2 separate regions of the Homo sapiens genome follow, and region 2 is linked to region 1. A link is a loop called in an ENCODE intact Hi-C map of the cell type or tissue named here. Cell type or tissue: PC-3. All regions are shown on one strand.

What was found. Peaks named below come from ENCODE experiments on the same cell type or tissue, not always from the same donor. Only the 100,000 strongest peaks of a DNase experiment are listed, where the experiment ranks them.
Region 2: it touches region 1 in a loop (5-fold over the local background); 1 of 110 quality-filtered maps calls a loop at or near these places.

Annotation. Positions count from the first base shown.
Region 1 is chr7:31,810,034-31,818,033 of GRCh38, forward strand. PDE1C (phosphodiesterase 1C) reads right to left here. Exons shown (of 18, transcript NM_001191057.4): 15 at 5,891-6,121. Among named protein-coding and RNA genes, the nearest start is that of PPP1R17, 130 kb to the left of the region's middle. RefSeq lists an enhancer at 1,827-1,926. In PC-3, a CTCF peak has its summit at 4,364 (motif pointing right); DNase peaks (open chromatin) are centred at 4,368, 5,928, 6,188 and 6,968; H3K4me3 peaks cover 3,633 bases; H3K27ac peaks cover 3,753 bases.
Region 2 is chr7:31,739,526-31,747,525 of GRCh38, forward strand. It overlaps a transcript of PDE1C not described here. Among named protein-coding and RNA genes, the nearest start is that of PPP1R17, 56 kb to the left of the region's middle. In PC-3, a CTCF peak has its summit at 4,961 (motif pointing right); a DNase peak (open chromatin) is centred at 4,956; H3K27ac peaks cover 238 bases.

The sequences.
Region 1 (8,000 bases):
CAGCTGAGCTGAATAGTTGCAAAGAGACAGGCAAAGCCAGAAATATTTTCTCTCTGGTTCTTTACAGTATAACAGTGCTGCATCCCTATCTAAAATAATTTAATAATCCCTGGGCATGTGTGTTCAACAATATGCCAGTATTACATGAAAAGGTCAGGGGCCTCTTCACCCAGCCTTATTTTCAAGTGTTGGATATTTTCTTACCAGTCTTACTAATGGAAGCTTTCTTTTTAGCCTGCATAAAACCAAGAACACATTCTCACTCAAATACTGGTACTTATTGAAGCCAAAAGATCCCAATAATAATTGGAGTGAGCTGGGCCTCCAGGGAATGTGTATGAGGGACAGGATTTACTCTTGTTTACTTTATTTGTGCCAGGCAGTATGCTAAATGCTTTGCATGCATCATTTTATTAAATCTTCTAATAGCCCCATTATGAAGGGGCTACTATTATTGAAAGTAGACAACTTCATCAAAGATTCATTCACTAAATGTCCAATTTGTAAAATTTGCTGAATATCCCACTCACCAAATGATTGAGGATGTTTTCCAAATTTAAGTTTTTTTCTTGAGGTTCCTGCAGCCAGTTAGACAAACACAGGCCATTCCATCTATGTTAAGGGGTATGGACTGCCCACACATACATTTCATACCCCACCCTGAACTCACATCTGCCACAACCATGCACCTGGATCTCCCTCTTGGCATAACTGCCAAGCCCTCAACTATAGTATTTGCAACTTCTCTATGAAGTTCAAGTTTTAGATTTCAGACTTCTGTTTACTATTTCCATTTCTAAATGCCTTTGGCCTATGAATTTATAAAGAACTGATTATCTAAGCATGATTCAGGACTATTGGGGGCTGTAATATATTCTACAAACCACATACTTGCAATGGAATTTGACAAATACTAAGCTAAGCTAGAAGTCAATAAACTCTTCAGGTTCCCTCTCATTCTTAATTCTGAAATGGGATGGACCGTGATATGGTTTGGCTGTGTCCCCACCAAAATCTCATCTTTAATTTTACCTCCCATAATTCCCATGTGTTGTGGGAGGAACCCAGTGGAAGAGAATTGAATCATGGGGGCAGTTTCCCCCATACTGTTCTTGTGGTAATGAATAAGTCTCACGAGGTCTGGTGGCTTCATAAGGAAAAACCGCTTTTGCTTGGTTCTCATTCTTTCTTGCCACCACCATGTAAGATGTGCCTTTCACCTTCCACCATGATTGTGAAGCCTCCCCAGCCACGTGGAACTGTGAGTCCATTAAGCTTCTTTTCCTTTATAAATGACCCAGTCTTGGGTATGTCTTTATCAGCAGTGTGAAAACAGACTAATACACACTAGGTGGAAGAATTGAGGAGCAGGGGAGTCTACTCTGGCCAGGGTCCAAACAGGAGGATTTTAAGTGCAGGACATGGTCATCACCTCTTCCACCACCAAAAGAGAAGAAATCCTTCAGAGGTCCCACAAAACAGTCCAAATACTGGCTTTTCCCTATTTTAATGAAGCCAGAGATGGACTCAAGGATCTTGAGCACTGTAGTCAAACTAGTTCCTTCTAGTTCATTCTTCCCTCAATGAGCCCCCACACTCTTAATGCATGCTTTTTAAGCCCTCTAGGTTGCTCTGAACTGGAGCTTTACCCACAGCTACAGCAACACCAGGATGTCTTCTGGAAGTCGTGGAGATGGTTCCCTTTGCTGGTTGCTAACCAGCAGCCCATGATGGTTCCTGTTCTCAGCCAGGGATGGGGAGGCTGTGGGAGGAAGTCATCTCAACAGAGGGCAAAGATTAGAAGATCCTGTCACTGCCAGTGGGTGCCCAAACCTTGAAAACCCCTCCTTCACCAACAACCTTCAGCTCTAACTTGGAAGATATCCTGGGCACTCCACAAAGAAGGGGGCTGGGACAGTGACACATGCTTGTTTGATGATGTTGCCTGAGCAAAATCCATTAAGTAATTTCCCATGGGTTGTATCTGGAGTAATGGCTGACGTGAGCTGTTACTCAATAAACAAGGGGAAGTGAAAGAGACTTTCTGTGCAGTTATAAATCATTTTAATTAGGCTGCTGTAATATAGTCCCGAACCACCATTAGGCTTTCTTATTATTGCTCTAAACTGCTTTCTTTTCCCACCTCTCATTTACTGCTTACTTTTTAAGGGAAATGGTAGACTGTTGCTTATTTCAGGAAATAAGCACAGTTGTGAAATCAAGCCAGCCTTGTTGAAGACTCAGGTTCCTGTTTTGTTTCTTTCAGGCTTTCCCCTTAACCAACTTCAAAATGAATTATTATTTCCACATCTGCCCTCTCTGGGTCTTTGTTTCCCTATGGTAGAATTCATATCCTTCTTTGTGACTAGCTTATTTGCATTTATTGGTTTCTCCCACTGACTAGACCTGGGGTTGGCAAACTATGGCCCATGGGTCAAACCTGGCCCTACTGCCTGGTTTTTCATGACCCACAAACTAAGAATGGCTTTTACATTTTTAAATGGTTAAAAGAAGACAAATATTTTATGACATATGATATTATGTAGAATTCAAATTTTAATTTCTATAAATAAAGTTTTATTGGAAAACAGGATAACTCATTTGTTTGTATATTATCTGTGGCTGCTTTAAAATGGCAATGTTGAGTAGTTGCAATAGAGACCTTATGTTCTGCAAAGCCTAAAATATTTACTATCTTGTCCCTTATAGAAAAAGCATGCCAATCCCTGGAATAAGTATATTGTAAGCCTCTTATAAACAGCAGTTAAGTTTCCATATTTCTCTGATGGCCCCTCTCCCTGAAGGCACCAAACCACAGGGACAAGCTGTTTACCTAACAGAGCATTGAGACTCACACAGATCAGAGTTTAACCTGAGATCTCTACTTAATGGTTGCTTGACTTTACACAAGTGATTTCACTTCTCTGAGACTCAGTATTCCCACCCACAACATGGGAATGAGTTTTTCTACCTCATAGAATTGTTAGAACTTTTACATGATTTAATGTAGATAGAATCTCAAGTACAATGTCTGATACATGTTAAGCATTCAATAAAATGGTGGTATTATTGTTATTGCTTTTACTAAGGGCAAGACATTTCTAACCCACTCTGTTAAAAGAAAAAGCAGAGGGAAGAAACACACCTTGCCTTTCTCACCACCCCTTACATGTTCCTCTTTTGAGAGGAGTGATTATTTATCTGGGAGGTAGGGTTGAGCATGCACAGCCCGGCCCAGCCACCCACATCCCAGACTGCTTTGAGATATGTTTTCTGTAAGACACACACCTTTTCTGTCACTCTAGAAGCAGCCTGCCAGGGTGCTGGGGTGGGGGAAAAGTCCTGTGCCTGGCTATACAGTGTCTGGTTGTGTAAATTCATTTCAGAGCAAAATGTAAAGAAGCCCATGTATTCAGCAGACCAACTCTGTGTTTCCCAAGTTCCAGTTTTAGTGGAGCTGATGTCTTGATCATTGACTTTCTGATTTTGTTACCTATCTCTCAGTTGGTTCAGTCCTCAGAAGGGGTAGCAAGGAGGGGCCTGTACTGCCCTCTAAAACAGTAACAGGTACATAATAAATTTTTGTTTTAAAAAATTTTTGTATGAACATATGTTTTTATTTTTTTTAATTTTTATTTCCATAGGTTTTTGGGGAAAAGATGGTGTTTGGTTATATAAGTAAGTTATTTAGTGGTGATTTGTGAGATTTTGGTATAGCCATCACCTGAGCGGTATACGCTGAACCCAATTTGTAGTCTTTTATCCCTCACACCCCTCCCACCCTTTCCCCTGAGTCCCCAAAGTCCACTGTATCATTCTTATATTTTTGCATCCTCATAGCTTAGTTCCCACTTATGTGTGAGAATATACAATGTTTGGTTTTCCATTCCTGAGTTAATTCACTTAGAATAATGGTCTCCAATTCCATCCAGGTTGCTGCAAATGCCATTATTTCATTCCTTTTTATGGCTGAATAGTATTCCATCGTGTGTGTGTGTGTGTGTGTATACATATATATGTACACACACGCACGCGTGCATATATATGTACACACACACACACACACACATATATCACAATTTCTTTATCCATTCATGGATTGATGGGCATTTGGGCTGGTTGCATATTTTTGCAATAGTGAATTGTGCTGCTATAAACATGTATGTGCAAGTATCTTTTTCATATGACTTCTTTTCCTCTGGGTAGATACCCAGGAGTGGGATTGCTGGATCAAATGGTAGTTTGGGTACATGAAAAATTCTTATTAAATTCTTTATAACTTTTTTTTCCAGACTATAATGCACTTGAATACAAAGCAAATGAATTAAGAGCAATCTCCAGAAGGGGGCAGGACGAGTCGGGACAATGGCCTTCTGTGCCTCCTAGGGTGGTCACCAGGATTAACTGAAGTAATTTTTGCAAGGTTCCTGGAATATGATATAAGCTATCATTATTATTACATGTGTTAAAATATTGTTCTCTGATTACATGTTATAAATGGTTAATTATAAAAATAATTGGAGAACATCGTGCTAAGCACTTTCTACATGTAGAAATCATTGACCACGGCCCTGTGGCATAATAGCTAGAACACGGTTCTGAGTAGATTACCTGGTCGCACCAGGCAGGCAAGAGAATGAATATGTACAAAGAGAACTTAAAACAGCATCTAGTGTGCAGTCAATACATGCTATTTGTTGTTATTCTCTTCACTGTTTTTACTATCATGAGTATTACTGAAGGTTCCATGAGGCCTGTGCTGTGAATAGGTATTACTATATACATTGTGTAGAAACAGTAGAAGGTTAAGTAGCCTGGCCAAGGACACTGAAAAGGGAGAAGCACAGCTTGACTTGAATCTAGGTCTGTTGACTGCTAAATTACCTTGCTATTCAGCCACAACCTGTCAATTGCAAGCTCTGGAGACTCAGAACTTCCTGCCTGCCCCTAAACAAGGAAACCAAATCAAAGCCCTGTGTACTTGCTCATCTTGTTCTCTCCACTCAGAAGTATCTTTAGCCCATCTGACCAGCCAGCTTCAGCATTCAAAACCCCCTCTTGAAGCCTACTCTGACATTTACCCCATTTTATAATCCCCAGTCCCCAAAAAGCTAATGTGTTTTTCTCTGCACATGTTCCTCGGGCATTTTATCTGCCATGTCACTACTTTCACTTGCACATTTCACTAGAAATATTTGGAGGATGTCTCTATCACCTTTGATATTTTGGGCTTCTTGTGGCCTTTCCATTTCTAAATCCCTAGTGCTAAGCATGGTGCTTGGCACGTAGTTGTTAATCGATATTTGTTGCATTAAATATAAGAAATCAATAACTATATGCACACTATGGTGACCAGCTTACCCCAGTTTGCCTGGAGCTCTTCTGTTTTTAAAACAGAAAGCTCTGTGTCTCCCAGTCCCAGGTAAACTGAAACAGCTGGTCCCCCTAAAGTACACACTTGTACACACACAGATATACAGATATCTATTACAGGAAAAGGCTCAGGCAAACCTGAGGTCTGGCCCTCATAGAGCGATGGTATATATGGGAAAATGACTTTCCATTTACCCACTTTACACTCAGGAATGTGCTGGGGTTGATCATGGTAATTTTCCCCCAGCTGGCAGGCAGGCAGGCACTGGCTAGAGTCTCCAGGGCAGCTGGAAATGGCCAGAAAGGTATCAATCTCCCTGAAGAGGATGGCACAGGTGAGCTGGTAGCTGCTTCTGCTGGAATCCTGCAGCCCAATGAGGTGGGATCAGAAGGAACTGGATGAGCAGGGAAGCCTTGCCCTGTGAGCTGACCCCATCAGTAGGGTTGTTCACCAGTTTCCATTCATTATGTCATTAATGCCGCGAAAAGAGCCCTTCACCAGTGTAAGTCTACTCACCATTCTGTTGCTGTTCTCCTGATGACTTCTCGGCTTTGGAGTTTTTCCCACGAGGGTTGTCACTTTTGTTTGCCCGTGTTCCATTGACTTGATTCTTAGTTTCTCCAGACGTCTTTTTCTCAGCTTTGCCAGATGCGCCTTCTTCAGCCTGGCTTTTGGCTTCCATTTCCTTTTGCTGCTCCTCTGCGGCCAGGCGAGCCTTTTCCTCTGCTTCCTTCTTGGCCTTCTCCTCTGCATCCATGGCAAGTTGGGAAAGCCACAGAAAAGAGAAAAAGAGGTCATGCCGTTAGGAGAATGGCCTGTTTTAGTACACAAAGAGTATCTAAGGTGTTTACTGAGTGTTTGGGTACATTTTTGCTTAATTCATCAGATTGGCATGTATACTTAGGAAACGAATAAAATAGGTTCATAATGATGTCATTCTGAAAACAGTTAGAGGAGAGGTCAGGGAGAAAATAATAAGGATAATAATTAATAAACCAATATTATAATTGTATTATTAATATCACCGTTATTAATAGCTTCTATTGAACGTGTTCGCTCTGCCAAGTATTATGCTGAGTGTTTTTTGGGGATTATTTATTTTCATCCTCAAAACAACCTTACAGCAGCTACTATTACTGTGACTCAATTTGACAAATGTGGAAATCAAGGCTGAGAGACATCATAAAACTTTCCCATAGCCACAGTAAAAACTGCAGCTTCATGTGGGCTTGCTTAAGACCTAGAGTTTAAACACAAACAATTGATTACAAAACAAAAAGGGAAAATATCCAACACTAGAGCAATTGAAGACAAACACACTGAGGACACTGTTTGTTAATTTAAAACAAGGAAGGGGATAATTGAGCCTTATGAAAAAAACATGGTCTTCAAACTGTCCACAAGATGAGAGGTAGCCTTTAGTTTGGCCAGGTACCTGGTCTGTGTCTTTCCTTTTAATGAAAAGATGCTAGCATTATTTCTAATCCAGTTGATTATAAAAGGGCTTGGCTCTGTGCTTAGTCAAAACCACCGCAGAAATGCGTAGGTTAAGTATTTATGAAAAGATTGGTTCACTCATCCAACTCATATTTATTGAGCAGTTGTAGCGTTAAGCACTGTTTTAGGTACGAGGAATACAGCAGCAAGCAAGTGGATTTATAAAGAGGAGATCATAATTAAGTAAACAAATGACTAAGATACTTGCAGTTTATAAAAAGCGCTTTGCAGAAAACCAAGCAGAGTAATATGCTGGAATATAATCAGCATAGGGGAGGGAAATTGCAGTAGACAAGGAGGTGGAGAAGGAAGGCCTCCTTGACAAGGTGACATTTAACCAAGTCCTAAATGATGAAGAGCTGGCCATGCAATAATCTGGACAAATAGTATCTCAGTCAGAGGAACTAGAAAATGCAAAGGCCATGAGGTAGAAATGAGCTTGGTATGCTCAAAGAACATTGAGTATGGTTAAAGTAAATTTGACAAGGGCTTAGTGATAGATGACGTGGTCAAATGACCAAGGACAAGCAGGGTTCAGATCATGCAGGGCTTTGGAGGCAATGAGGTGGCATTGCATTATGGAGAATAACCTACACAGAAGACACATAACAGAGCCCAATCCTCCAAGGTTCTAGAGACTCATCCCATGCAGCGCTTAATTCACTGCCAAGGTCTTCTAGCCTGTGCCATCAACTTCCACTGGGAAAAGTATTATTACATTTTTCTCTACATGTGTTTTAAAATGCTCCACACATCATTATCAGGTGTTTACTTTATTTCTTTTGTGTTAGCCTTGGTCCTAGAAAAAAGCTAATGCTCATAAATAATCCATTTGTTTTTAATCTAATGGACACCAGAGTGACTATGCATCTATCATGTTTCCCTTTGTTTTAGTTGCTAAAGAGCTCAAAGCCCAAATTTGGTCCAGATTCACACGTTCACGAGGCTTTATGACATGTATTTTGTGAAAGTCTATGATATCTTGTTTAGTCTACTTCTCCTGACTTTATATTTGCTTACCTAAGATGTCTTCCTTAATATATTATGTTTTCATTCATTGATCCATCCATCCATCCAAACCAATGCCCTAGCCTCATCCCCAAACAAATTAAATAAGATTCTGGAGAAG
Region 2 (8,000 bases), 71 kb before region 1:
CATTCCGGCTGCTAGGATATGCACTTAATCCAAAGAAAGTGGTTACTTGAAGGATTGGATCATTTGTCCAAGGTCACACAGCTAGCAAGCCATGGAGCTACAGAATAAGTTCAATAATGGAGGTGTGCTCAGAAGCCCAGTGCACGAGTGGAGGTCCTCCTTATGGTCACGTAGAAGCACACTCTCAGTGCAGGAAAGGGAACCAGTTTGGTGAACACTCAGTCAGTGTTGCCCTCTCCCCCAACTAAACAAAAATGTAAAACCCTAGAATTAGTGTCCTCACCCAAGGAGAACCAATTAGGCACCCAAAATGGTGGTCTCAAACAGCAGTCTGCAAATGGGATTTGCCCACCATGTGGATCATGAACTTTCAGAGGGCACATTGACGTAGAACACTTTAAATAATTTAGTTTCCTAATTTTTGACTTTACTTTCTCTCTCTTTCCCAAAACCGATCTGCCTGAGAACTGGCCTACACGTTCATGCAGGCTGTCATTTCCTATCTTACCTTTTCCCACTCTACAAAAGGAAGGCATGCCATGAAATACTGGCTGTGTAAGCCTCTCTAGCACTTGTCTCCCCATGTCTTGCACCTTTTGCTCTGAAGGGCTAGAATGTGGCATTTCCACTCTCTTTGAGCTGCCCTCATGGGATTCCTTTGGATGGCAATGGGCTCTTTGCTGCTATTTAGGGAATTCTGCAAACAAAGTCACCCACTATGCCACCCTCCAACATGACACAAGAAAAATAACAATATTGGCAAAGGTGTGTTATAACTAATGTTTCTTTTTTTCCAAGCAGTGAATGACTAACATACATATGTTATGTATACACATGCAGACAGGCACATATAGATATCTAATTTATAATCATTTGATGAGTCTAAGTAAGACTTTTAGTGCACTTTAAAAAATTGAGAAAGTGCATGATTCAAATGCCTGGGTTATAAATCCTTCTCCAACTCAAGTAGTTTCCAATTCTTCACTTATAACAAAATTGAAATAAGATCTATTTAAGCTGTCAGAATGCTAGATTACCATGTGCTTATTTTTGACACATTACCCAAAGAGAGTTCAAAGATTTAAGGAACATTACTATAATAAAACTTCTTCTATTTCCATATCCTTATTTATGTGAACTAGTTTTCTCAATGCTAAAAATGAAACATCATATCATTCTAGCAATAAATAATATATGGCAATGGATTCATGTACTAATTGAGGAAAAATGCCTCACTATCTCATCAAGGATTGCATTTTCAGGCCAGGCACGGTGGCTTACATCTGTAATCTCAGCACTTTGGGAGGCTGAGGAAGAAGGATCATTTTAAGTCAGGAGTTTGAGACCAGCCTGGGAAACGTAGCAAGACCCTGTCTCTACAAAAAACTGAAAAATTAGCCAGGAGTGATGGTACATGCCTGTAGTCCCAGCTACTCAGGAGGCTGAAGTGGGAGGATCTCTTGAGTCTAGGAGTTTGAGGCTGCAGTGATCATGCCACTGCACTCCAGCCTGGCCAACAGACAAAGACCCTGTCTCAAAAAAAAAAAAAATAGAATTGCATATTGTACATTTTATGTTTACTAATTTGTTTAACGATATTTATAATATAATGTTGTTTTGATCTTTTAGTCTCAGCTTTGTGGTGCTGTGACTTTTCACCTTTTTTATTTCTATTTTTCTTTATATTTTATCTTTCCTGAGTATTATTACTTATGAGAAATTTGGAAAGTCTACATAAGGTGATGGTAACTAGATTAACTGGTTTTAGCTGAATTTTACATCTTTCTAAAGTTTCATAATATATACCTTACCTTATCCAGCTTCAATCCTTTACCATATTTTAACTTCATATTTTTAATCTTTAACTGTTCCTATTCTAAAATAAATTTATCCACTCAATTATGTGCAGTATTATCAATTTTCTCATTCCTTTCCTTAACTAATATAATCTCTCAAATTGTTACATTATTTCACTTTTCTCTAAATTTCATTCTACTATGTTTTAACTGCTTTGTATCTTATTTTTCACTTTAATTTTCACATGTATTTTCAGTTATTTTTACCCATTTTCATCTTCTTTAGACTTCTAACAAGGTTCTGGTGACTGGGTTTTATTCCAGCCTATATTTTACCTGCCTGTAGCAAGAAAGTTTTGTCTTCCTTTTAGGCAGTTACAGACATATTCTCCCAGAATGTGGCTCATCATAGGGATCAGGAAGAAATGAGCTTACCTAGGGATGAAGACAAGCTTTGGTATGACTGGCATGAAAGGCATAAGGGGTGGAAAATGGCTGTGGCTGCAGAAGATACTGGGGAGGGAGGCAGGGACCAGGTCCCATGTGCCCCAATTCTCTTCCTGCAGCCTCCCCAGAGTTAACAACTTCTGTTTTCACAGCTCAGGCATAGCCCTCATCACATTGTTTGCTAGCTATTTGCTCCTAAAACTATCTGCCCACTGGATGAGAGCTCCGGAGACCTAAGACTGTGTTTTAGTCACTGCTGCATTCTTAGCACCTGAAACAGGAAAGGAATTTGACCAATATTATTGAACAAAGGAATGAATCAGTGGTATTCTAGATCAGGAATAAAGGCATGAAGAAAGAGAATGAGACTGGTACACATTTGTGGACAATGAGTACACGCATCCTGCACATTCCAGTAAGAAAACAATAAAGAACAAACGTCCCATCGGACTTCCACTTGCTCATGAAGACCCTGAGTCCTGTGCTCTTCCGGCACTAACCAGTTTGTAACATAAACTCAGAAGCCAACACTTTCCTAAAGCCATTTGCTGATGGCTGCCTAGACTATGCAGTTTCTGTTTCTTTTAATAACTACAAGTTTCTTATGAATTAGAGCCTTGGGACTACATTTTAACCGAATTCAAGCAGCACAAGCCAGCTGTGGTGGTGCACACCTGAAGTCCCAGCAACTTGGGAGGCTGAGGCGGGAGGATCCCTTGAACCCAGGTGTGTTCGAGGCCACCCTGGGCAGCACAAGGAGACCCTATCTCTAAAATTATTTTCTAAAGCAGCACTTGCCAATCTTCCTTCACTGAAACACCACACTGGTGTTACATTCTCCCCTAAGATCTTTGCGTTCCACATTCTCAAAGATTAATTCACGGAACCCACCTAGGCCACCAAAAGTCATGATAAATATAGTTGAGGGGGAGGACAGGTGGACCAGGAACATTTGGAAATTGTGTAGTGTGGTCCTTTTGAAGTTTCTAGTTCTATTTTGAACCTTCTTCTGAGCACCTGGCCAGCCAATCAAACTGCTCACTGTGTGTCTTATAAACTCTGCAAATGCAAAACTGTTTTCTATTCTGTCCCCAGTGTGGTCCCTCTTCACCTTCCCCACCCTACTCCAATGATCTCTCAGTAATCAGTGCCTACATTCGCCCTCACTGGTGCCCAAACTCTCTTCAACTCTCTATCCAAATTCTGTTGATTCTACTTCCCAAGTTCATAACAAATCTACTATCTCTCTATTTCCAATGCCACCCCCTAGTCTGGCCTCAATTCCTCCCTATCTCTATAGTTTTTTTGTTGTTGTTGTTATTGACTTCTTAATTTTTTCTCCTACCCTCTACCAATCCATCTCCATTTGGCAGCCACAGCAATCTTTGTGAAATATGACTTTTATCCTGCTGGGATCCTGCTAAGTCTTTGTAAAAACTATTTTCATTACATTTAATATCAAGTCTAATCCATAACATGATGTAGCCCTTGCTTATCCTGAGAGTCTCATCTTATGCCAGCCTCCTAGTTGTTCACTCTGCAACCATAACACGGGCCTTCTTCGGATCAAAAGTGTATGCTCTTTGCTCCCGCTCTTCCCCCTCCTTGGAATGTGCTTATCTGTCCTTCAGATGCCTGAGGCTGCAGCCCTGCCACAAGTAAGACAGGAGAGTCAATAGGAGTATAAGAAAAAATGACAGTTTCCACTTCAGAGGACGCTAGAACCATGCTGTCAATGACTGAAGTCATAAAACCACATCAGCATTGAGAAGTTCGCTGGAGGATGCAGTGTGTGTGTGTGTGTGCGCACACACACACACACACACCAATTCTGTTCTGCAAAAAAGTAAAATAAAACTAATGTGTAAGCATTTCACTCAAATTTCAGGGAAGCAGGGTTTTCTACTTAATTAGAAACTGGCTTCTGGAGTAACAACAGAAATACTAACTTAACAGCAACTTAAAGAAATAATAGGGGTTTATTTTTCTCATACAGTAGTAACTCCCAAGAAGTCAGCCAGGGCTGGTGTAGCAGTTCAGTAATTTAATTGGAGCCCAGGCAAATTCAGTCTTTCTGCTCTGCCACATAGAGCATGTCAGATTTCATTTCCATGATTGTCATGAACTCATGGGCTGCTATATCTCCAGGCTCAAGTGGGCACTCCAGGCAGGAAAAGGAGAACTGGAAGAGGCTGCCCCCAGATGTAGGACAACTGGGAAGTTGAGTGTTTAGTGTTTACAGCTTCTCTAGAAGAGACAGGCGGGGGAACAGCCTTAGAAATGGAAGTTGGGTCAGCATTAGCATACTAAGATTAATAAATATACATTAATGGTGCTGTAGTCATTATTATTTCCATATGTAAAATATCATGGATATTGTCATTTATTTAGAGTTCTGTCTTTATTATATTTACTATGATTCCTACAGTTCCTCTCACACTATTTCCCTGAGCTCTATTTTCTTCACAGATTAAGGTTTCTTTATGTAGACAAACACACACACACACACACATACACCTAAACAATATGAGTTTTCAAGAAGCTAATCCCTGTGTTTGATGAAGAAACAAACCTATACAGAAATGTAGTGAATGAAAATGGTATACTTCACAACCTGCTTGCACTTTTGAAATCTAAGACTACATTCATCCAGCTAAAAACTACCTTGAAGGATTCCCTGAAACTCATGCCTCTACAGGACACCAGGTGGCAGTGCAGCCTAAGAAGTGACTGTGAGCGTATCAGGTGCGATCTGTTGCTTGAGTACATCAAATTAAATAAACCAGTATAATTTTTTGCGTGCCTATGGAAACCTTTGAGCCACTTAATCATCATGGCTTCAATCTCATTTCTAGAAATGATCAAGGCATGATATGCCCTTTCAGTGACACCATTGTATGTGGCTTATTAACATTCAAATTCTTTTAAGATGGGAGGCAGTTCATAGAAAACACAACTGTGCTATCTAACACAACATCTCCCAAGGCATTTTAGCCTAGTTTAGTAAGTGGTGAGATCACACTCTGATATTTGTTTCCAAAATTCGGGAAACTGCAGTACTTTCAGTGGTAGGATGTTTGAGGAAAAGAAAGGTTCAGACAAATTGCCTACTTTTAAAGGTAAGGCTCTAAGGGCTGGAGCTGTGTTCCTCTCTTCACCAGGGATTTTGAATCTTAAAAATATAGCAGAGATATGTGAAGAGCAAAGTAGCTTTTTTTTTTGAAAGATACGACATTTCAATCTTTAAACATAAATTTATTTATCTGGATGAAGTGAGATTTTGGCACATAAAGAGATGTTTAACCAGCACAACAGAGCATTAAGATAAAGGCAAAACTATGCTCTCTCTTCATCTATGGATGCTAATTGATTTTAACAGAATGAAAACTCCAGTGGGTTGGAACCAATTGCCTGGCGCTCTGTGTCGAGAAGGTTTCTGAGACTATTTCTAAGCCTGGTGAGAAAAGTTAGTGATTGTCTGCTGGAAGTGGGAGATGAAGAGTGGTAATATTTTCCCTGAATTTATACATTTCCCATCCCTATCTTGTTTCCATTTGGTACCACATCCTCTCATTACATTTTCAAGGATCTGTTTTACATAAAGCACTATGTTGATCACTACGGAGGATATAGTATGAAAAAGAAATGGGATGGTCCCTGCTCTCCAGGAAATGATAATATAGTAGGAAAGCACCAGGATCTATGTAATTTGTGGGAGAATGATTTAAGTGTCTCAAATAAGTAAAATGAGCATGATGAGGAGTAATCCCAGCAAAAGGCCACTTTTACTTGGAGAGATCAGGGACCAAGTCCCAGAGAAGTTGAAAGTTTATGTGGGGCCTAGGAGAACAACTAAGATTTCCAAAGGCAAAAGGCAAGTAAAAGACATTTAATGAAAATGAAGCCATGTGAACAAAAATGAGAATAGACCTGGCTCAGTCAACAAGCAGCTCCATGTGAAGGTAGGTGGTGCAAAATAGTAATAAGTAATAGATGTCACTTCATGAGAAACTTTGTCCTTTGAAAGTTAGTATATTCCCCATGTATTTATTTATTGAACAGAATTGTCTGGTGATATTTATGTCTTTTTGGCTTAGAATATTTGAATTCAAATGCTTTGCACTCATTTGATCTCTTTATGCTGAGTATGGTGGGCGAGTAGGGGAAAAGAGAGACCTTTGAGCAAGGTGTCAGGAGTACCCAGATCTCTCTGTAAAATGTTCGCTTCTCGTTGACAGGTACTGAGTCTTCTCAGTGACTGAGAGAAGCCCTCTGGGTAAGACAGGAGTGGACAAACTTCTCCAACAGTGGAGAATGCACATGTTGGCAAACTTGTTCTTCATGTTTCTCTTGATAAAGCCTCTGCCACTGGTCACTGGAGGTGGGTTTTCTGGCTCCAGGGGGAGTCTGACATGAGAGGGGATATCTCTCTTGCAATGGAGGGCTGTAATTCCTAAGGAAGGAACCCAGAGGTAGAAGCAGAATCCCAGAGAAGAATCAGTGACAAATGTGAAGATGGATTTGGAGGAATGTAAAAGATAAAGACTTTGAGAATGAGTCACTAGGAAAATGATAGTAGCAATAACAGAAATATAGACGTCAGGGAGAAGACTGTACAAGAGCTGCAGGAGAATATGGGAGTGACACTTACAGCACTCCAAGACACTCAGATGAAGAAGTCCAGCAAGTCATTAGGAGTGCAGGTACAGGACTGAGAGAGTGACAAGGACAAATGCATAGATTCAGAAAGTTCAAGGGGAATGGGCCTGTGGAAATATCACTGTGCTCTGGCAGTTTGGATATCTATCCAAAATAGTTGGATTCCATTGCTGACTTTCTATAAAAATCAAATATAAGTATATTTCAGCAGTAGAAACCGGATATGGTTCAGTGGGGGAAACCAGTTTTAAACATGAGAACACAGCTTCCTCTGAGACTTCAGGGAAGAATGAGAATGGTGTAGAGTCAGATATCCACAGAAGTAGGAAACACAAAAATTAGGGAATTTTTTTTTCCCACATGGACTATGCTGTCGACATGTCCTAATTGAGAGGACAGGGAAAAAAAGCCACAAGTTGGAGAAAGAGCCAACCATTTGGATTAACTGATGAGAGGTGGGGAAGATGCATTCAATGAGCAATGGTGCATGGAGGCCAGAGGTCCAAATGTGTGGGTGGTAATGTCAGCTCTTCTCCTAGAAAGGTAGGTAGGTCTTCTTCTAGAAATGCTTCATGACATGGGTTCAGTAGAGGACACAATCAATCCTGGCCTAAGAGGGAGAGGGAAACTCACAATCCTGAGTGTTGAGAAGAATCATGCCATTGCTGCTGGTCCTGAATTCTATGTTGGATGACAGGAGCATGGTTGAATATGAAAAACTTGTGATGCCAGGGAGCAGGCTCAACAAAGGGGCACACCAGAAAAGTCTGTGTGAACAACACAATGCATGGAAAAAATATATAGCAGTGCAATCAAAGGACCTCAATTGAACCTCCTTTCTACCTTTCCTCACTAGTTCTGCAAACTTTCTGAAAAATTTAACCCATTGGCTAATCAACAATAAGGACAGTAAGTCTTCCCACACAGGTTCATTATAAGAGTTAAAAAATATATTAGCATATATTAAAGTGCCAGGAACCTGGTGGGTTCTCAAAAATTATTACCTGGATTTTGAAACCGACTATGCTAGAGCAGTGTTCTATCATTTCAAATTTTTGCCCACTATGATTGTAATCACCTGATGAGTTCTTCCTACCT